6 separate regions of the Homo sapiens genome follow, and regions 1, 2, 4, 5 and 6 are each linked to region 3. Evidence: chromatin contacts called from ENCODE Hi-C or POLR2A ChIA-PET data. All regions are on one chromosome and are shown on one strand. The core of a region is the stretch at or near the end of the contact, and the rest is flanking DNA. Distances in the headings are between cores, read along the strand shown. Region 1 holds the start of MTRES1 (mitochondrial transcription rescue factor 1). Region 2 overlaps CRYBG1 (crystallin beta-gamma domain containing 1). Region 3 holds the start of CDK19 (cyclin dependent kinase 19). Region 4 holds the start of HDAC2 (histone deacetylase 2). Region 5 holds the start of RTN4IP1 (reticulon 4 interacting protein 1). Region 6 has its middle 31 kb from the start of MARCKS.

Region 1 (3,332 bases), core at 72-2,571, 3.8 Mb before region 3:
GAGCAGGCCTCATTCTCAAAAACAAAAAAACAAAACAAAACAAAAGAAAAAACAGGGAAGAAGATTAAGTGGCAAGTGAGGTAGGTGAAACCAATGGGGTATCCTATAACTCAAGTAAGTTGAGGAATGAGACCAGACCTTTGGATTTACATTGCAGAGGTCATCTGTGACTTTGACTAGAAGTTTTGTTAGAATGTTGCAGGGTGACATCTTGTTTGGTGTATGAGTCAGAGTTCTCCACAGACAGACCTAATGAGAGAGGGATGGATGGATGGATGGATGGATGGATGGACGAATGGATGGATAGTTGGTTGGGAGGGAAAGGGGAATTGGCTCACGTGTAAATTGCGTTGGTCTTGAAAAGATGTTTCCTTAAACTGCGAGTCTGACGTATTTGCACATTTTTCTGGAAACAACGCCTATATCTCTTGGAGATGTTCAAAGAGGGCGGGCTCGGTGGCTTACACCTGTAATCCCAGCACTTTAAGAGGCTGAGGCTGGAAGATCGCTTCTCTTGAGTCCCAGCCTGGGCAATATGGCGAAACCCCATCTCTACAAACAAAACAAAACAAAACAAAAATTAGCAGGCCGTGGTGGCACACACCTGGAGTCCCAGGTACTGGGGAGGCTGAGGTGGGGAGAACAGCTTGAGCCTGGGTAGCAGAGGTTGCAGTGAGCCGAGATCGCACCATTGCACTCCGGGCAACAGAGTGAGACCCTGTCAAAAAAAAAAATGTTCAAAGGGGTTAGTGGTCCCAGAGAAAGGATCACTTCATTAATAATTAAGATGATTAGCCGGTCATGGTGGCTCACGCCTGTAGTCCCAGCTACTTAGGAGACTGAGGAACGACAATCGCTTGAACCCGGGAGGCGGAGGTCGCAGTGAGCTGAGATTACGCCGCTGCACTCCAGCCTGGGCAAGAGTGAGACTCGGTTTCAAAAAAAAAAAAAAAAGAAAAAAGAATTAAGATGGCCGGGCGCGGTGGCTCACGCCTGTAATCCCAGCACTTTGGGAGGCCGAGGAGAGCGGATCACGAGGGCGGGAGATCGAGACCATCCTGGCTAAAACGGTGAAACCCTGTCTCTGCTAAAAACACAAAAAAATTAGCCGGGCGTGGTGGTGGGCGCCTGTAGTCCCAGCTACTCAGGAGGCTGAGGCAGGAGAATGGCGTGAACCCGGGAGAATGGTGTGCCCCGAGCCTACTTCCCGCGCAGTCCTCCAAGACGCGGCCTCCAGCAGGGGTCGCTGCTTCGCTGCCGCCCTGGCCTCGCGCCCCGCCCGACCCGCTCTCACTGCGCCGGCGCCGGCGGAAGGGGCGGGGCGCAGATAGGGGTAGCCTGGAGGCCTGCAGTCCGCGCGGCCGCGGGGAGGGACGAGAGGGCCTGACGTACAGGTGAGTGCGCCTCTGCTGGCGCGCCGCGCCGGGCCCCCTGCCCGCGCCCCCTGTCACTTCGCCTCTCCGCCCCGCCCACGCTCCCGCCGGGTCTCCCCGTGAGTGTCCCGTGTCCTGCCAGCCTCGGGACGCCCCGCGAGCTCAGGGCTGCGCAGGGACTGTGGTAATTGAGCGCGGCGAAGCCTTCCGTTCCTGCCTCCTGTCGCTCCTGCTGGCTCCGAATGCAGACTGCGAACCCGGGGACGCAGTTGTCCATTTCCTTTGACCTTGGGGACCCAGGAAGGTGCACTGCCCGCGGGGGTGGGGAGGGAGCGAGAGGAATCCGACCCTGTCTCAGCCCACAGCCTCCGAGGTCTCCAAGTAAAGGGAAGGATCTTTAGCTGCATTAGACTTCAAAGCGTTTAGACCAGTTTCTCCATCTTACGGAGCGGTGAACGGGCTCAGGAATGTGGAGCGTTTCCTGGCGTCAAGCAGGTCAAAGTCAGCGCTGCTTTTTTTACAGACACTGCTTTTCTTACAGTCTTCGGTTAGTTCAGATTGTATACCTCTCCTGAAGATGTCACCCAAAACCTCCTATGGGATTCTGCCGTGATCATCTCTCCACTCATCCCACACCAACGCCAAAGAGATCTTTTAAAATGAACTTCCATCAGGTCACTTCCCAGGGTCCATCATTGCGTGTTCTTTTCCTGATTCATTCGAATGCACCCGTCCTCCTGATCAATTTTTATTCCACAGGGTGTTGTTTTGTTTTGTTTTGTTTTGTTTTTTTGAGACGGAGTCTTGCTCTGTCGCCCAGGCTGGAGTGCAATGGCGGGATCTCGGCTCACTGCAAGCTCCGCCTCCCAGGTTCACGCCATTCTCCTGCCTCAGCCTCCCCAGCAGCTGGGACTACAGGCGCACACCGCCACACCCGGCTATTTTTTTTTTTTTTGAGACGCAGTCTCGCTCTGTCGCCCAGGCTGGAGTGCAGTGGCGCGATCTCTGCTCACTGCAAGCTCCGCCTCCCGGGTTCACGCCATTCTCCCGCCTCAGCCTCCCGAGTAGCTGGGACTACAGGCGCCTGCCACCACGCCCGGCTAATTTTTTGTATTTTTAGTAGAGACGGGGTTTCACCGTGTTAGCCAGGATGGTCTCGATTTCCTGACTTCCTGATCCGCACGCCTAAGCCTCCGACAGTGCTGGGATTACAGGCGTGAGCCACCGCGCCCGGCCTGTTTTGTTGTTTTTTTTTTTGACACTCGCTCTGTCGCCGAGGCTAGAATGCACTGGTGTGAACTCGGCTCACTGCAGCCTCCCCCTCCCAGGTTCAAGCGATTCTTCAGCCTCAGCCTCCCAAATAGCTGTGACTACAGGTGTGCACCACCACGCTTGGCTAATTTTTGTATTTTTAGTAGAGACGAGGTTTCACCATGTTGACCAGGCTGGTCTTGAACTCCTGGCCTCAAGTGATCCGCCCGCCTCAGCCTCCCCAAGTACTGGAATTACAGGCATGAGCCACCGCGCCCATACTATTTTTATTTTAGATCTCACTGTGTTGCCCAGGCTGATCTCAAACTCTTGGACACAAGCGAGTCTCCTGCCTTGGCCTCCCAAAGTGCTGGGATTATAGGCGTGAGCCACCTGCCTGACCTCATCTTGCCCTCTCAATCCCCCTTACCCTGCTCCACTTTCTTCCCCCAGTGCATTAACCACCAGCTATCATATAATTTACAGGGTGTTTTTTTTTTTGTCTACCTGTTTCCCCTACTAGACTATAAACTCTACAAGAATAGGAATCTTCGTATTTTTTTCCTCTGCTGAATTCCTAGTGCCCAGATTAGTGCTTGGCACATGGTAAGTGCTTAATTAAGGGGAGGATGCCAGTGTTGCTGAAGCTGAATTTGCAAGAGTCAAATTGGCAGATGAGGTTGGAGAGGAAATGGGGGTTGAGGGAGC
Region 2 (3,391 bases), core at 1-2,500, 4.3 Mb before region 3:
ACGTACTCAATAAATTAGTTCATCCCTCATCCCTAGAGTTTCTTGGCTATATAATCTTCCGATCCCTCATATGCAAGCAAAACACCCATTAAAAATAGTTGGTAGTGTACTTAGGACTATTTAAAAATAGTTTCATTAAAAAACAAATGTGGCAGAGAATGGTGGCTCATGCCTGTAATCCCAGCACTTGGGGAGGCCAAGATGGGAGGATTGCTTGAAGCCAGGAGTTTGAGACCAGCCTGGGTGACATAGACCCCATTCTACAAAAAAATAAAAATAAAAAAATTAGTTGGGTGTGTGATATGTGCCTGTAGTCCCAGCTACCTGGGAGGCTGAAGCAGGAGGATTGCCTGAGCCCAGGAGTTCGAGGCTGCAGCAATCTATGATCACACTGCTGTACTCCAGTCTTGGCGACAGAGCAAGACCTTGTCTTAAAAACACATGTGTGCGCACACACACACACACATACACACACACACACACCACACTCCAAATGTTATATATCAGGGAGATGTTGGCTTTTCATAGTTTTATAATTAATTGGTTTGTGTGTTCACTTTTTAAAACTAGGTCAATAACTTTATCTTCCTGCTTTTTCCTCACAGCCCTGCCAAGCCCAAACATGTGGAACTAAATCTTAAAACCCCTAAGAATCTTGACAGTTTGGGAAATGAGCACAATCCATTTAGCCAGCCAGTTCACAAAGGCAACACTGCCACCAAAATCTCCTTATTTGAAAACAAACGGACAAACAGTAGCCCAAGACACACTGACATTCGAGGCCAAAGGAATACTCCTGCCTCTAGTAAAACGTTTGTTGGGAGGGCAAAGCTGAATTTAGCCAAAAAAGCCAAAGAAATGGAGCAACCTGAAAAGAAAGTAATGCCAAACAGTCCCCAGAATGGTGTGCTGGTTAAGGAAACTGCTATAGAAACCAAAGTTACCGTCTCGGAAGAAGAGATTCTGCCAGCAACCAGAGGAATGAATGGAGACTCTTCTGAGAATCAAGCTCTTGGTCCTCAGCCTAACCAAGATGATAAAGCAGATGTACAAACAGATGCTGGCTGCCTTTCAGAACCAGTGGCTTCTGCTCTGATTCCTGTCAAGGATCATAAGCTCTTAGAGAAGGAGGACTCAGAGGCTGCAGACAGCAAAAGCCTTGTACTTGAAAATGTAACCGATACAGCACAAGACATCCCCACCACTGTGGATACCAAAGATTTACCTCCAACGGCCATGCCAAAGCCACAGCATACATTTTCTGACTCACAGTCCCCTGCTGAGTCATCTCCTGGGCCTTCTCTTTCACTGTCTGCACCCGCTCCTGGGGATGTTCCCAAAGACACATGTGTTCAATCACCCATAAGCAGTTTCCCATGCACTGATCTAAAAGTGTCAGAAAACCATAAAGGATGTGTTTTGCCTGTGTCTCGTCAGAACAATGAGAAAATGCCACTTTTAGAACTTGGAGGAGAAACAACCCCTCCTTTGTCCACAGAGCGTAGTCCAGAAGCTGTGGGAAGTGAGTGTCCATCCAGAGTCCTCGTCCAGGTCAGGTCCTTCGTGCTCCCCGTGGAGAGCACCCAGGATGTGAGCTCCCAGGTCATCCCAGAGAGCTCTGAAGTTAGAGAAGTGCAGTTGCCAACTTGTCACAGTAATGAACCTGAAGTGGTTTCCGTTGCAAGTTGTGCTCCCCCACAAGAGGAAGTACTGGGCAATGAACACTCTCATTGCACAGCAGAGCTCGCGGCAAAATCTGGCCCACAAGTCATACCGCCAGCATCAGAGAAAACTCTGCCTATTCAGGCTCAAAGTCAGGGCAGCAGAACACCCCTGATGGCTGAATCCAGTCCCACCAACTCTCCCAGCAGCGGAAATCACTTAGCCACTCCTCAAAGGCCAGATCAGACTGTTACAAATGGCCAGGATAGCCCTGCCAGCCTTTTGAACATTTCTGCTGGTAGTGATGATAGTGTATTTGATTCTTCTTCTGATATGGAAAAATTCACTGAAATTATAAAACAGATGGATAGCGCAGTTTGTATGCCCATGAAAAGAAAGAAGGCCAGGATGCCAAACTCTCCTGCTCCTCACTTTGCCATGCCTCCTATTCACGAAGACCATTTAGAAAAGGTGTTTGATCCCAAAGTGTTTACCTTTGGTTTGGGGAAGAAGAAGGAAAGTCAGCCAGAAATGTCACCGGCTTTACATTTGATGCAGAACCTTGACACAAAATCCAAACTGAGACCCAAACGTGCATCTGCTGAACAGAGCGTCCTCTTCAAGTCCCTGCACACCAACACTAATGGGAACAGTGAGCCTCTGGTGATGCCGGAAATCAATGACAAAGAGAACAGGGACGTCACAAATGGTGGCATTAAGAGATCGAGACTAGAAAAAAGTGCACTTTTCTCAAGCTTGTTATCTTCTTTACCACAAGACAAAATCTTTTCTCCTTCTGTGACATCAGTCAACACTATGACCACGGCTTTCAGTACTTCTCAGAACGGTTCCCTATCTCAGTCTTCAGTGTCACAGCCCACGACTGAGGGTGCCCCGCCCTGTGGTTTGAACAAAGAACAGTCAAATCTTCTGCCCGACAACTCCTTAAAGGTCTTCAATTTCAACTCGTCAAGTACATCACACTCCAGTTTGAAAAGTCCAAGCCACATGGAAAAATACCCGCAAAAAGAGAAAACCAAAGAAGATCTGGATTCACGAAGCAACCTACACTTGCCAGAAACTAAATTTTCTGAATTGTCAAAACTGAAGAATGATGATATGGAAAAGGCTAATCATATTGAAAGTGTTATTAAATCAAACTTGCCAAACTGTGCAAACAGTGACACCGACTTCATGGGTCTTTTCAAATCAAGCCGGTATGACCCAAGCATTTCTTTTTCTGGAATGTCATTATCAGACACAATGGTAAGTAGCAATGTGTTATTATTTATTTGGGGTATTTTTAAAGCAAGGGAAGAGAAGGATGATGAGCAACTCATGTTATTCTTTTAGAAATGGTTAAGCTTATGTGCTATAGTTTTTATTCATTCATCACATATTTGAAAACCTGCAATGTACAAGGGACCGTTAGAGTGCAAGAAAAAAATGTACTAAGAGTCTTCACTGAAGGCATCTGTAGTCTTGCAGGGAGATAAAGCTACAAATGCTCTAAGGCACATGATCTTTTTTTTTTTTTTTTTTTTTTTTTGAGACAGAGTCTCGCTCTGTCGCCCAGGCTGGAGTGCAGTGGTGCAATCTCAGCTCACTGCAACCTCCACCTCCTGGGTTCAAGCGATTCTTCTGCCTCGGCTTCCCTAGTAGCAGGGAATGCAGGCGCGTGCCACCACGCCTGGCTAATTTTTGTATTTTTAGTAAAGACTGAAAATAC
Region 3 (3,490 bases), core at 318-2,817:
TGACTCTCTTTAAAGTCTATGCTGGACAGGGCATCTTCCTGGGTCCCTAGCTTTGGGGGAGGGTAATTCCTGCCAGGAAGCTGGTTCCACCAGTCCTGCTGTAGCTGCTGTCTGCCCTCCAGGACCAAGAAAGGACAGGTATTCTCAGTACATTATCCAGCTCTTCTTAAGAGGACAACCAGTAAAGGCTTCCCAAGGTGTTCCTACAGTTCTCCCTCAACTCCTAGGAAAACAAAGGTTCAGGCCCAGCTCTGTCACTTCGTATTCCGTTCTTGATAATATAGGTACTCCATAAGCCCCAGCCCACAGTCATCTGGCAGAGGATGGAGTGGAGGACATAATACCCAAGATACCCAAGGGGCTGCAAGGTAAAGGGTGGGTAGCAGAGAATTCAGCCAACTCTTAAGTTGCCGCTTGCGAAACGCAGCTAGCCCATCAGGTCTCCTTCGAAGGGGGAAGGTACGCAATTCAGAATGTGAGAATGAGAAACCCGGGACGCCGGGCATACAACAGGGATGGGAGGACTGCATAGAGAAGCCAACGGGCCGGCCAGCCCGAAGGGCGGAGATCGCTGCTGGGGGCGGCGGTGCCCAGCGGGTCAGAGCCGTGGGGCTGGCGAGGACCCCAGGCCGCGTTCGCCCGACAGGCTCCCCGGCGAGGTTTCAAACCGCCGCCCCCGCGAGGCGCTCAGCCGATTGGAAGTTCCACAACGACCGTCACTACCCAGGGCCGGAGCGGCAACTCCGCAGCGGAGCTCTGCCTGCCCGCTGCGTTCCCCCAAGAGACTAGACCCCACAAACTCCTCCTCCACCGCGGTCCCAACTCGAGTCCCCCCGCCGTCTCCGAGCACTCGGAGGGCGCCCCTCTGGGACGGGACCGACGCCTCGGACCGGGCTGCGCCGCGGGAGTTCGAGGTACGCGACGGGGCCGCGCGGGGGAGGCGGGCGGAACGGGCGCCCCTCGGAGTCGGTGTCCGGACGCAACCCCGCGACCCCCTCCGCCTCGCCCCTCGGGCACGGCCCGACTGGGATCCGACCCACCCATCCCGCCAGGTCGCGGGCAGGGCGAGGACCCGAGCGAGCCTACTCCTCCCGCCCCTGCTCTTACCCATCTTTCCGCCTCGCCTTGTAGACGTGACCGTAGGTGCCGCGTCCCACTTTGCACCCTTCGTACTCAAACAAATCCTCCACCCGCTCCCGCTCCGCCGCCAGCTTCGCCTTGAAATCATAATCCATTGTCTGCTTCCCCCATAGAGGCACGGGACGCGGGGGCCGCCGCCGCTCAGTCCCTCCTCCTCCTCCCCCCGCGACCGCCGCTCCACTTCTCCAACAGCCGCCTCTCGCGCGCGCGCGCGCGCCGCCCGCCGCCCGCCGCTCCGCGGTCCGCCTTCAGCAAGGGACTCCTCGGCGGCCACAGCAGCCACCTCCTCCACCTCTTCCTCCTCCTCCTCCGCGACGGCGGCGGCGGCTCCCGCAGGCACCCCCAGTCCCGCCTCCCTCCTTCATTTCCTTGTTTTGGAACCTGGTGGGCCGCGCCGTGGCTTCCTCGAGCTCATTAGCGAACTCACTGGCCCGCCCCATGGTCGCGGAGGCTCCTGGGAAATGAAGTCGCGAAGGCCTCAGCGGCCTGGGCGGTTTTGCCGGCGTAAGAAATACAGCTCCCAGGTTACCTCGGGCCACCACAGCCTCGCCCCCACAAAGCATGCGCGCCTGCGTACCAGGGCCGCCCCTCCCCCTCAGGTAGCGCACGGCTCCCGGTTCCTGTGAAGGTAGAAAGCTCGAAGTTCCAGTGTGCTTTCTGCGGTTCTCGGGGAGACACTGGAAAGAAGTGCCTTACTCTAGTGGGAAGGGGATACTTCACTGTAACTAGCCCCACGCAGAGAGTATGGAAAGCATTAAATCAGCACCTTGCTGAAGGGTTGGCTGCAGTGACTCGGGAGGCGAGGGCTGGTGAGGACAGTTGTACCGCAGCTTGTTTCTTTTCTAGGGCAGTGGGTCCGCCTATTGCCCCGCCCCCCGTCCCGCTGCTCATTGGCGGGGGCTGGAGAATGACGTCCTCGTTGGTGCGTGGGTATCCCCAGGCTTTGGCTTCTTTCCCGCTCTTGATTGGTGATTGGATGTGCTCGGTTCTTCCTGATAGGTTGATCTTTTTTCTTTACGATGCAAAAACCGTATTTCAAAAACTGAACCTTCAGCAGTTTCCTAGAGCCTGCCTTGGCCAGAGGAGAACATGCAACTTCTGAGCCCCAGCAGCCAATCATCATTTTCTTGGCGCTGTAGTCAGCTTTCTCTTAGCATATGCGGTTCCCATAACCAGGCTTTGGCCATCTGTCTAAGGACAATTAAAAGTGCCTGGAGGAAGCCGCGTTTACGATCCTTTGGGTTGAATTGTAAAGGATTTTTTATGGTCTATGCATGATGTGAGGTTCTAGAATGTTTAAGAAAGCCCCTTTAGTTAGGGTGAACGTTGATTGATTTCATTGTGTTGGGGCTCAGGACACACTACCCCAAATTATAACTGAAGGAGTCCAGAATATGCCACCCCAAAATACGCCACTCTGGCATATTGATGTCTTTTAGCAAAATAAATTAAGATCCAGCCAACACAGGAAAATGCTTCACTTATCCCACTACTGCCTAAAATAAAGAATAACTCTTCCTTTGTAAAGAGAAATTTACATTTCTAAAGGAAATTTTCGTAATTAAAGGAATCTTACCAGAAAGAGAGCTGCTGCTAGTCAACTTGTATCATCTGAGATACTTTTATCTGCATAAAAGTCAACCTTTATTCACCTTAGACATTTTTTCCTCTTATCCTCTCTTAACTTGTCTCCACCACTCCTGGAAGCCCCAAACCCCACTTTTGTTTTGAAGAGACTGGCCTTGCTGTGTTGCCCAGGCTGGCGTCCAACTCCTGAGCTCAAGGATCCTCCTGCCTCAGACTCCTGAGTAGCTGGGATTACAGGTCCGTGCCACCATGCCGGGCCCCACTTCCTTTTTGAGGTCAGGATGTAATATAAGTGTCAAACATCTGGCCCTTCTTTGAGTCTCATATTTTGTGGGACTCTTGTGCATACATACGTAATTAAAACTTTTTCTCCTGTTAACCTGACTGGTATCAATTTAGTTTATAGACCAGCTGAAGAACCTAAGAGGGTTTCCTCCCCTGTAATGGTGAGCCTAATGTCCCAAATGTTTGGGATACACACTTAAACATGATTGGTGCTAGGATAGGACATAACACATTCATTAGGAGGACAAAGAAGGGAATTGTCAATTCTACCCAAAGTGGTAGATAAGGAAAGAATAGTGAACTGCCTGCTAGGTTTTGAAAGAAACTTGGAAAACTAGTGGGAGGGGGAATGATTTACCTTATTTGCTACATCACCCACTCCTGGAAAACTTCCTTAGACCTTGAGTCTCTTCAGGCTGGGTGCAGTGGCTCACACCTGTAATCCCAGCACTTTGGGAGGCCAAGGCGGGTGGATCAC
Region 4 (3,510 bases), core at 398-2,897, 3.2 Mb after region 3:
AGCTTCCAAAATTTGTATTGCTTCCTACAAATCAGACAGGACTTTCAGGAGAAGGAGCCTAGGATAGATTCTCTGTTAAATTTTGGAATCCCTTCTCTCAAGAGTAACCTACTATAAACTATTTACCAAGCCTTTGTGAAATCTGTATAACAGGTTACTACTCCATTGAGCAAGAAAACACAGGAAACAGGATTCGAAGATTTAATGTTACTGCTCATACTCCAAATTATAGAATGCTTAAGATAATTAAATTATCTGACTTTTATAATTCACTACACGGTGACCTCAAATTTACCTCATTAGAATATTTAGTACTTCTGCACTTCTCCCACTTCTCAAAGTTTTCCCATACCAGGATTCCCCACCACCTAGGAACAGCCTTTGCAAGATACCAATGCTCTCTAAATCCCCAAAGCAGGGTCTATTTCCTGATCGAACAAAGAGCAACAAAGAAGTGGGTGGTAACCACCTCTCTGAGGCAAGCCAGGACCCATGGAGTCTGATCTACAACACAAGCAGTAGCAGTTCCACATCTCCCTACCACCTCTTATTTCCTACGAAGTCTTTCTGCCTGAAACTGGAAAACCCGAACTATTATTGAGGAAGTGAAGCCCTTCCATTTGAATCCTGAGAAAGACGCGCTCAAAGAACCCAGCGAACAAAGGAGAGGGTTGGAGCCCACGCAAAACATGGGTGTGATAAAGCCACACGCGACCTGAGCCCCCACCCTCAGTAACTACTCTCCAGCGCCCACCGGGAGGAGGGGTCCGGGGAAAGGGTAAGCCGAGGAAGGAGAAGACGCTCCGGCCAGACCGAACGCAGGGTAGGGGAGGCGAGCAGGCGAGGAGGAGGGAAGGGGACGGGAGGGGCGGAGCTCTCGCGGCCGCGGGGCTTTGTGTAGAGTCAAGGCCGGGATAGAAATTTTGCCTCGCGGGGGACGGGTCGAGGGGGTAGGAGGCCGACGCGGGGCACCCCAAACCTGCGTTGCCACGAATGGTGGGCGGGAGAAGGGAGAGAATGGGCCGCCCCCTTCGCCGCCGCCACCACCAAGGCGGGGTAGGCCGGCGCCGTCCCCAGCGGCGGCCACCTTCGAGGCTGCGGACTGCACGGCCGAAGGGGGAGAGGCAGGAGACAAGACGGGCGGGCCCCCTGATTCCCGCCCGCAGGAACCGCGGGGGCTGCGCCAGGAAGAGGGTCTCGTTCTAACTGTGCCGGGCCGGGAACGGGTTAAGATGCGGCCAAATGTCGGTCCCTCCTCCTTCCCACCCCTCAGCCCCGGCGCCCACTCGCGACGGCAGCCGCGGAACCCAGCGCCCGGCCCCGCGCGCCCACCCCGACACCGGCCCGGCCGCTCACCGTCGTAGTAGTAGCAGACTTTTTTTTTGCCGCCTCCTTGACTGTACGCCATGGGCTCCCCGGCCACCGCCGCCACCGGGCTCCTCCTCCTGCTGCTGCTGCTGCTGCTGCTGCCGCCGCGGCTCGGCCGGGAGAGAAAAGGGCTGAGGGAAACGTGGGGGCGATAGTCCCGCGGGGAAGGGCAGGCCGGTGGGAGGAGAGGAGGGGGCGCCGGGAAGGCTCGGTACCACCCGGCAGAGGTGCCGAAAGCTCGGAATCGGAGGTGGCAGCGGCACCAACTCGCGAGGAGGGGGCCACCAAACCACCTCAGGAGGCCGCAGGGAGGTGAGCGCATCCACTGCGGCCTCCACGGGGGAGGAAGGGGCACGGCTGGAGAAGGAGGCCGTTTCGGGCTCGAGGTTAGAGGCCCTGTTAGGGTGAACAACCTGCGCAAGGCGGCGCCATACACAGTGTTAAAATGAGGAAGAAGACAAGCTTTCGCTGCGCAAGTAGATCCAGGGAGCGTGCAGCCGGGTGGACGTTCTCCCCCTCAGGTCTGCGCGCAGTGGTTGCGCCTGTCCCCGAGCCTGCGCAGTCGGCGCCTCGTAGCCTTGGCGGTCTGGACCCCTCCTCGGCGTCCCACGCTGCTCCCCTCCCCCACTGTCGCGAAGCTCCCGCCCAAGCCGACCACGTGCCGCGAGCCCGGCGGGGAGAGCCCACTCCCGCGCCCCTTCCGGGCCCACTACCCCGCCGGGCTGTGGCCCATCGCCCCAGTGCCTGGTAGCCTAGTTTTCTCGTTTGTCGTTTGTTCACTTATTTATTATTATTATTATTATTTTGACTCGTAATGGGTATGAGGTGTAAGGGGGCCTATTACGGATGTTAAGGGGAGAGGGCACCGCTCGGGTTTTAATAAGCATCTGTGGAGCTCATTTATAAGGTACAGTTCTAAGCACTTGCATTTATAATATATTCCATTGATAATCTATTTATAATATTTAATCTCATTTAAGACTCTCAACAACTCTAGGAGGTAAGTGGCAATTGTACTCCTTCTTTATAGGTGGAGGCAGATTAAGGAACTTGTTCTTACTGCTAACTGATAAGTCTGGAGGTTTGAACTCATTCTGCAAACTCCACGCACCCTAGCTGTTCCACTCTGCAGCAATGCTGCTGGCTAGACACTGGAAGATTGGAGCAGAAAGACTTTCGAAACTCTTGGAGGTTATGAATACAAGTGTTCCTCTGTTAAATAAATCCACATTTATCAAGTACCTACCTTAAGCCAGCCACCTTGCAGGTGAGGGCTGGAGGCTAACAGCCTGTTTTATAGCACCCAATCCCAGTTATATAAAATTGCTATCCCTACCCCCCAAATACACCCCTATTAAAAAAAAAAAAAGGCTGTATTGATGCTGGAATTTAAGAGCCACTACCAAAAATACCCCTTTTAATTTGCTGTTTGACTTCAAAATCCCGAAAGTGTTCATGCTTAAAGCAGCAATTTTCCCCAACCTCACCCCCAAGAGATTTAGAAAAAGTTAAGTCCAGGGTGGCCCCTGCCCTCCCTCCGCCCCCTCCTCTGTATTTTTAACAAGACCCCAGGTGACTGATGAAGTTGCTAGAGAAATTACGGTGAGTGAAACACTGGCCTAGAGGTAAAGTTAATTGACCTTCTAAGTTGTGCTCTATCAAGTACAAAATCAACTTGGAAGATTCTGAGAACAGAATAAGTGAATTTAGTAGAAGTGAATGTTCTTCCCCAGGGCCAACACAATGAAGTCTGAAATGACACTTTGTTTCTTTTGGGAAGACTTCCCTGACCCCTCTCCCGCCAAGACTGTTCTCCATGCCATGTACGTTGTATGCTGTAGCTCAACACTTAACCATGTTGCAGTTGCCCACAACTCGTCTGAATGTCCCACTATGAATGGAGTGTCATAAATGAAGGGACCAGGTTTATCTTGCATGTAATAGTTTCTCTAGTGCCTGTGACTTAGGGCAAGTCACTTAAACGTTTTTTGAATTGCCTTATCTGTAAAATGGGGCAGTATTACTTGGAGAGTAATATTCAGAATCTCAAATAAGAAAATTAATATGGAATACTTTTAAAAAATGAAGAATTATGTGAATAAGGGATTATTAGGATTACTATAATAACAGTGACAATTACTA
Region 5 (3,437 bases), core at 479-2,978, 4.2 Mb before region 3:
TTGAGATGGAGTCTCACTCTATCGGCAGGCTGGAGTGCAAGGGCGCGTTCTTGGCTCACTGCAACCTCCGCCTTCCGGATTCAAGCGATTCTCCTGCCTCAGCCTCCCACCAACACAGTGAAACTCCCGTTTCTATAAAAATACAAAAATTAGCTGGGTGTGGCGGCGCATGTCTGTAGTCCCAGCTACTTGGGAGGCTGAAGCAGGAGAATCGCTTGAACCCGGAAGGCGGAGGTTGCAGTGAGCCAGGAAAGCGCCCTTGCACTCCAGCCTGCCGATAGAGTGAGACTCTGTCTCAAAAACAAACAAAAAACCCCATAAATTCTAAACTGACTAGGAAACAACTATACTTCCGAAGCCTGTGACGGATCTCAGAATACCACAAAGTTCCCTGGACAGAAATTTAGCTACAAACATAGGCAGGGCGCAATGGCTCGTCTGTAATCCCAGCACTTAGGGGGCGGAGGCAGAGGATCGCCTGAGGTCAGGAGTTCGAGACCAGCCTGACCAACATAGTGAAACCCCATCTCTACTAAAAATACAAAAAATTAGCCCGGTGTGGTGGCATGCGCCTGTAATCCCAGCTACTCGGGAGGCTGAGGCAGGAGAAATTGCTTGAACCCAGGATGCGGAGGTTGCAGTGAGCTGAGATCAGGCCACCGCACTCTAGCCTGGGTGACAGAGTGAGACTCAGTCTCAAAAAAAAAAAAGTTAGCTACAGACACAGTTCTCAAGTCTGAACTTACATATTTAAGGACGCATGAAAACAATCAAGCTTATATTTTGTCAATACAAATGGCCAGAAGGATTCCCTGGCCATTGCAATTTCAAAAATTTTGGAAATATTTGCAGAGGTATTGTTAAAAACCTAAATGATTCATTTATGTAAACCAAAGAAGCGTAGTCAATTTTTTAAAACGGCATACCTTATGAAAGTGATTTTTTTAAAAAAGGTAACAATGTCTTTTGAAAACTTACTTCTCATATTAACGTCTATAGGATTTACACTGGCAGCGTGAACTTTGACAATGACTTCATTTGGATAGTGTATGATAGGCATCATCATGTTCTGAGTGAATCGAAGCACTTCATTCTTCCCATATTTATCTATCACCCAAGCAGGCATGACAGTGCTCCTAGGAGAGGTAGTACTAATCCTTCTAACTGAAGGCTTTTGGACAACTTTGCTTCTCCAGAAGCAAACCGCAGTGCATGCATTTCTTCTAAGTACACAAGTCTTCAGAAATTCCATTGTAAACACTGGTTGAACTGCGTGCTCAAATTCAAATACACTTGGACTGGATCAAACTCTCACCCCTGAATTCAGTCAAATTCTGCCAAACCACGGGCTAGTTTCAAAATTAAGCATGCAAAACGGAGCATTCGAAAATGAAGCTAATCTAATGGAGAAACTGAAAGAAGAATACGGAACTGTTATTCCGCTCTTCGCATATGAAATGCTCGAATTAACGTTCCAGTCAGTATTCTGTCCATTCTCCTCCCTCACTTTCACCCCCTCCACTTTAAAAAAAAAAGGGGGGGCGGGGCATTAAAAAGCAGGTGCGCAAACCCCCTAGATCCCTGCCCTGTCCTGGGAGCCCTCGGCGGGACAAGCAGACACCGCTCGCGATCCAACGCCAGAGAATCGAACGCTTGCCGACTGCCGCCGCGACCCTGGCCCGGAATCTCCTTGCCTGCCCGCTCTCCTTAGCCGCCGGGATGGCTTTGCGGCGCCAACCAATCGCCTACAAAGATCATTTCCTCGGGCTGCAATTCAACCAATCCAAGTACTCGGTGTTGAAGGGCTCAGTGACAATTAAAGATGGCTGCGCCCATGTAACATCACTAGCGACCGGTGACCTCTTTTTCCCCCTTGCCTGGCTCCTGTGGTGGCAGGCTGGGCACGAGGACCATGCTGGGCCGGAGCCTCCGAGAAGTGAGTGGAATTGGCCCGCTGAGGCCCCCGGGAGGGCGGAAAGTTTAACGGACTTCGTTGACAAAGAGTCCCTGGGCCTTACCACGCATCTTGGCCCACCTCGCTGCTTCCTCTAGAACTGAGTGGGGGATAAGTACCTTTCGATTCTTCGGGTGTACTCGCCGTACCCATTCAGGAGTTAGGACCTTAGCAGGGAAATCTCTGCACCGCGGATCTGTAGGGTGGTGAAGCGGCTTCTCACCATTAGACATTTGCTCTGGTGTAGGTCGGGATCCGGATGGTCTCGGAGTGGGCTTTGCCAAAGGGGGCTTGCGGGGCCACTTCAGTCTCTCTTCTGTCCCCGACACTTAGCTGCAGTTGTCGCTAAGAAGCCCGGCGAAACTGTAGTTTGCAAAATTCAAATGAGTAATTTTTGGCTTTTTTCAAAGAATTCGTTCTCTAGGATTTACCTACCACTAAGATACCAGTGATTTCCTAACCCGTGTCTCCATGTCCTGGACGTCGTGTTTGAATTCTAGACTGTATTTGTGAATGCTTTCTGGGCAGTTCTTCTAAATGTCACATAAGCACCCTCAAATTCACTTTAATCGGTGTTGAAGTAATCATTGTAACAGGACTTACCTCTCAACCCCCGTCTTAAAAAAGCTCTGGTATTTCTGAATTCTTAATAGACTCTTTTTAATGGCACAACTATTATCTCATTTGCCTTTAGATTCTTCCTCATCTTTCATATCCAATAAATCACTAAGCCCTCTTCATTCTATCTTGCAGATATGGCTGGAATCTGCCCTCTTACGTTATTTCTGCTGTTATAGCTTTAATTCGGGTCTTTTTGCTTCCTGGTTCACGTCACTCAACCTTAGAACTGTCTGCAGGCCCATTGCTATCAGAGTCACATAAAGCACCTGTTGAAACTAAAACTATGCCCCACTCTAGACTTAATTAGAGCTGTGTGGTAAGTTCGGGAGTATGGTTTAATGGAGGCTCCAGGTGATTTCTGGTAAGAAGTAGGCGCTGATGACCTAAACTGCCTTCCATCTTCCTTTTTATTCCACCCTAGAAGTTGTCGTTTTGTTTGTTTCCCAGCTGGCAGCGTGGAATTATAATTATAGATAGCTGTAATATATAATGAGAAATTGAAATCCACAGGCTTTAAATAATAGTTCTTCCCCCAAAATACATTATTATGTTATCATTTTAAATTGCGTCGAATCAAATTTGTTCTTTAAAAAATAAATATGCCCGGCGCGGTGGCTCACGCCTGTAATCCCAGCACTTTGGGAGGCCGAGGCGGGTGGATCACGAGGTCAGGAGATCGAGACCATCCTGGCTAACACGGTGAAACCCCATTTCTACTAAATATACAAAAAATTAGCCGGGCGTAGTGGCGGGCGCCTGTAGTCCCAGCTACTCGGGAGGCTGAGGCAGGAGAATGGCGTGAACCCGGGAGGCGGAGCTTGCAGTGAGCCAAGATCACGCCACTGCACTCCAGCCTGGGCGG
Region 6 (3,558 bases), core at 141-2,640, 3.0 Mb after region 3:
TTAGCTTTGTTTAATTATTCAAGTTGGTTCCACCACAGAATTAAACTGCCTGGAGGTATTATGGGATTTCAGCACAAACAACACACATGACCACATAGATGCCAACCGTTGCCAAGTATCTACGTGGACTCCACTTCTCACTCACAGTGGTAACTAACAGCACACCCTCAGTAACCAGGAGCAGGACTAGATGGAACAGTTTAATCAAAGACAGTTTGCCTCCAAACTGTATCGCAGTCCTTCAGGCTGGGAGTCCTTGCATGCTCAAGGCCAGCATAAATCAGTCCAGCCTAGAAGATACCTCCTCAAAACTTAGGTTCTGGCCAACCTACAAACTCTAGTTCAAGATTGTAGTTTTCCAAATTTAACAGAAATGTCAGAATTAATTGTGTTCTCTCAGATTTACCTTTTCCGTATTCTCCTCCAAAGTATTTCAAAAGGCATGGAGAAGTGTTTATACATGAGCTAGATGTTGCCCAGTACTCTAGTGGAATTACGTCAAGAATAACTTGGAGTGTGTATTGTTTTTCATCTCATGAAATAAAAAAAAAAATAGGATATTAGGACAGGAAGGATACTTTTCTTTTTGTTTCTTTGTTGGTTTGTTTTGAGTTGTTGTTGTTTTTGTTTGAGACAGAGTCTCACTCTGTGGCCCAGGCTAGAGTGCAGTGGTGCGATCTCAGCTCACTGCAACCTCCCCCTCCCGGGTTCAAGCAATTCTCGTGCCTCAGCCTCCCGAGTAGCTGGGACTACAGGTGTGCACTAGCACGCCCGGCTAATTTTTGTAGTTTTAGTAGATGGGATTTTGCCATGTTGGTCACGCTGGTCTCGAACTCCTGGCCTCATGTGATCCACCCACCTCCGCCTCCCAAATTGCTAGGGTTGCAAGTGTGAGCCACCACGCCCAGCCAGGAAAGAGATTTTAGAGATCTAGTTAGAGCCCCTCATTTTGCAAAGAGGAAATGAAGGTCCAGGGTGATAGAGTCCCAGTAGCAGATCTCTGACTGCCTCTGAGTCTGGGGCTCTCCCACTGTGCCACACCTCCTCCAGCCACTGAAGGGAGACTAAAGGAGGCCTATTTTCTGCTCTCCACTCTCCTCTCTTTCTCTGCACCTAAGCAGGGGTGACTGTCTCTCCCTTGAAGGAAGAAAAGACTTAAATATGCAATCTTTCTGCTGTGTTCCTGTGTAAACTGTGGCCAGAGTGAGGAGAAGGAGGGGCAACTTTGGGAAAGTCATATTTATAGGGCAGAGTGCCTCCCCAATCCCCTACAACATCCTGGTGCCTCAATGTCTATGAGCTGAAAAATCAGCGCATAGAAAGAGACTCTTCTTGGCCACCATGTAATGAGGAGTGCAGCTGCACTGGCGACCGCACAATTCCCAGGAGCAACCGGGCAACGCTCCAGCTCCTCTGAGAACTGCTGGGCTGGCAGAGACAGGGCCCTGACTTTTTCCCTCCACACTTGGAAACATGCATTACTTGAGCTCTCCCATGCTGGGAGGGGAGAAGCAGATTAAGCTACAGAAGTTGAACCAGAAGGTACTCTTTTACAAGGCTCAGCCATCATTTCTCAGTGCTGGGCTAATTTACAGAGAAACATGGAGAAAAAGATAAATAGAGGTTTTGGAGTAATGTGCACTCCTAATATGTCAAGGATTTGTAGCTTTATCTAGTTCCTTCTCACCCAACTTAAACTTAGATTTCTTAAAATTTTAAGGGACCTGAGAAATCAGCAAGCACAAAATAGCAATTAACTAAGACTTCCTATCTGTAATGGGCTTAAAGCCTTTCAACCTATCATCAGATGAAAAAATATATATAAATTTTAGTTTGGTAACTTGTAGTAATAAATTATTTTCTAGGAGAAAGGGAAGATTGAGGCTATTACCTAAAAATTTCACTTGTCTGTGAATTTTACACCTAAGTGTTCTCTTTGTATCTCGTTAGCACAAGTAACATAGGGTTGCATATGGGTCTAAGTAGCTTTCCAGAAAAATGACTCATAAAATGCAGATTATGTACCAGGTGCTTCACATGCAAAGCCAGATAACAAAAACAAATAGGACTTCGTCCTACCTTCAAGGAGCTTATAACAGAGAAATTACAACAAAGGAAGTAAGTGGACAACTCTTTTTCATCATTTCATCTATATGTTTTTACTTTCATCTATATGTTTTCATCATTTCATCTATATGTTTTTCCTTTTTATTTATTTATTTAGACACAGAGTCTCACTCTGTCATCCAGGGTAGAGTACAGTGGCATGATCATAGCTCACTGCAACCTCAAACTCTTGGGCTCAAGCAATCCTCCTGCCTCAGCCCCCTGAGTAACTAGAGCTACAGGCATGCACCACATGCCTGGCTAACTTTTTGATTATATTTTTGTAGAGATAGGTCTTTACTATGTTGTCCAGGCTGGTGTCAAACTCCTGGCCTCAAGCGATCCTCCTGCCTTGGCCTCCCAAAATGCTGGTATTACAAGTGTGAGCTAACATGTAGGCCTTGTATTTACTTTCTAACCTCTGATCTCCCTTCTAAGCTCCAGTCTTGAACATTCAACAAACTGGTTAGCGCCTGCCTCCTCTGCACCCAAACATTCCATCATTGCATTTTCAACCTGAAAATGCCTAAAACTGAATGCATTATTTTTCCTCCAAAATTGATTTTCCACCATTTATCAATGGTATCACAATTTTTAACATAATCTAAACACAAGACCTAGAAATGGGTTTTTATTTACCCCTTTCCTTATCCTCAAACTCAATTGCAATGTCTTATTGGTCATCTCTTTATAATCTGAGGATTCCACTCTCCTGCTCTAGTTTCTCTGCCTTACACCTTTATATCTGTTCCAAGATATTCACATACTCTTGCACAAGTAACTAATTCTTCTGATTTTTTCTGCCTCCAAGCTCTCTCACCAACTCACATGCCATCACCTGAGAAATCTCTTGAAAATGTCTCTTTGATATGGCACTCAACTGCTCAAAAAATTTTTGTATCTAATCTTTGCTTATAGAAGAGCCTAATCATCTTAGTTTGGTATTTGCAACATCCCTTCCTCTAGTTTACTGTCCATCATCATCACTCCTGGTTTCCCAAAGATATATTCTTTCCTATGGGCACCAGTTGCTAATATTTTTTCTCTACCTGGAATGACTTCACCCCACCTCTCCCATGACCACTGGATTAGCCCATTTTCACACTGCTATAAAGAAACACCCAAGACTGGGTAATTTATAAAGGAAAGGGGTTTAATTGACTCATAGTTCCGCATGGCTGGGGAGGCTTCAGGAAACTTACAGTCATGGAGGAAGGGGAAGAGGCACATCTTACATGATGGCAGGTGAGAGAGAGCAAGCAAGAGCAGGAAAAACTGCCATATAAAACCATCAGATGTTGTGAGAACTCACTCACTATCATGAGAACAGCATGGGGTAAAACACCCCCATGATCCAATCACCTCCCACCTGTTCCATCCCTTGACACGTGGGGATTATGGGGATTATAATTTGAGGTGAAATTTGGGTGGAGACACAGAGCCAAACCATAT

The links. A loop is a pair of places that touch in the nucleus more often than their neighbours do. ChIA-PET counts read pairs that join two places held with the same protein, here RNA polymerase II (POLR2A). Pooled maps may share reads with other maps.
Region 1: a loop to region 3 is called in a map of B cell, with 21 times the contacts of the local background. The contact joins the promoter of MTRES1 here to the promoter of CDK19 in region 3. A Hi-C loop is called at or near these places in 1 of 168 maps with a recorded cell type or tissue (B cell) and 6 of 50 pooled maps. POLR2A ChIA-PET finds 5 or more read pairs at or near these places in 1 of 52 experiments (T-cell).
Region 2: a pooled map shows a loop between it and region 3 (13-fold over the local background). The contact joins the enhancer-like site here to the promoter of CDK19 in region 3. A Hi-C loop is called at or near these places in 2 of 168 maps with a recorded cell type or tissue (both naive thymus-derived CD4-positive, alpha-beta T cell), 1 of 37 single-sample maps with no recorded cell type and 9 of 50 pooled maps.
Region 4: a loop to region 3 is called in a map of CD8-positive, alpha-beta T cell, with 13 times the contacts of the local background. The contact joins the promoter of HDAC2 here to the promoter of CDK19 in region 3. A Hi-C loop is called at or near these places in 2 of 168 maps with a recorded cell type or tissue (CD8-positive, alpha-beta T cell and naive thymus-derived CD4-positive, alpha-beta T cell) and 8 of 50 pooled maps. POLR2A ChIA-PET finds 5 or more read pairs at or near these places in 1 of 52 experiments (activated T-cell).
Region 5: a loop to region 3 is called in a map of CD4-positive, alpha-beta memory T cell, with 20 times the contacts of the local background. The contact joins the promoter of RTN4IP1 here to the promoter of CDK19 in region 3. A Hi-C loop is called at or near these places in 1 of 168 maps with a recorded cell type or tissue (CD4-positive, alpha-beta memory T cell) and 6 of 50 pooled maps. POLR2A ChIA-PET finds 5 or more read pairs at or near these places in 1 of 52 experiments (T-cell).
Region 6: a map of transverse colon shows a loop between it and region 3 (32-fold over the local background). The contact joins the enhancer-like site here to the promoter of CDK19 in region 3. A Hi-C loop is called at or near these places in 1 of 168 maps with a recorded cell type or tissue (transverse colon). POLR2A ChIA-PET finds 5 or more read pairs at or near these places in 1 of 52 experiments (BJ).

The regions. Positions count from the first base shown.
Region 1 is chr6:107,026,878-107,030,209 of GRCh38, forward strand. MTRES1 (mitochondrial transcription rescue factor 1) reads left to right here and starts at 1,322. Exons shown (of 4, transcript NM_016487.5): 1 at 1,322-1,394. RefSeq lists a silencer at 1,141-1,610 and enhancers at 1,721-1,830, 1,941-2,040.
Region 2 is chr6:106,518,526-106,521,916 of GRCh38, forward strand. It overlaps CRYBG1 (crystallin beta-gamma domain containing 1), which reads left to right. Exons shown (of 22, transcript NM_001371242.2): 4 at 606-2,928. Among named protein-coding and RNA genes, the nearest start is that of RTN4IP1, 110 kb to the right of the region's middle. RefSeq lists enhancers at 740-1,939, 1,162-1,651, 2,392-2,441. Within about 2 kb of position 1,251, at least 24 of the 41 ENCODE cell types and tissues checked have a DNase peak (open chromatin) inside an H3K27ac peak, as active enhancers do.
Region 3 is chr6:110,813,902-110,817,391 of GRCh38, forward strand. CDK19 (cyclin dependent kinase 19) reads right to left here and starts at 1,568. Exons shown (of 13, transcript NM_015076.5): 1 at 1,108-1,568. The coding sequence starts at 1,235. It also overlaps a transcript of AMD1 not described here. RefSeq lists enhancers at 319-428, 663-1,215, 1,789-1,868 and a silencer at 839-1,148.
Region 4 is chr6:113,969,501-113,973,010 of GRCh38, forward strand. It overlaps HDAC2 (histone deacetylase 2), which reads right to left and starts at 1,648. Exons shown (of 14, transcript NM_001527.4): 1 at 1,357-1,648. The coding sequence starts at 1,408. HDAC2-AS2 (HDAC2 and HS3ST5 antisense RNA 2) reads left to right here and starts at 201. Exons shown (of 10, transcript NR_125845.1): 1 at 201-778. RefSeq lists silencers at 789-1,108, 1,319-1,618, 1,560-2,003, 1,979-2,158 and an enhancer at 1,165-2,143.
Region 5 is chr6:106,627,770-106,631,206 of GRCh38, forward strand. RTN4IP1 (reticulon 4 interacting protein 1) reads right to left here and starts at 1,729. Exons shown (of 9, transcript NM_032730.5): 1 at 979-1,729. The coding sequence starts at 1,252. It overlaps QRSL1 (glutaminyl-tRNA amidotransferase subunit QRSL1), which reads left to right and starts at 1,809. Exons shown (of 11, transcript NM_018292.5): 1 at 1,809-1,936. The coding sequence starts at 1,913. RefSeq lists enhancers at 1,811-1,950, 1,981-2,040.
Region 6 is chr6:113,824,586-113,828,143 of GRCh38, forward strand. No RefSeq gene overlaps it. Among named protein-coding and RNA genes, the nearest start is that of MARCKS, 31 kb to the right of the region's middle. Within about 2 kb of position 1,391, at least 12 of the 41 ENCODE cell types and tissues checked have a DNase peak (open chromatin) inside an H3K27ac peak, as active enhancers do; they include transverse colon, where a contact is called at or near this core.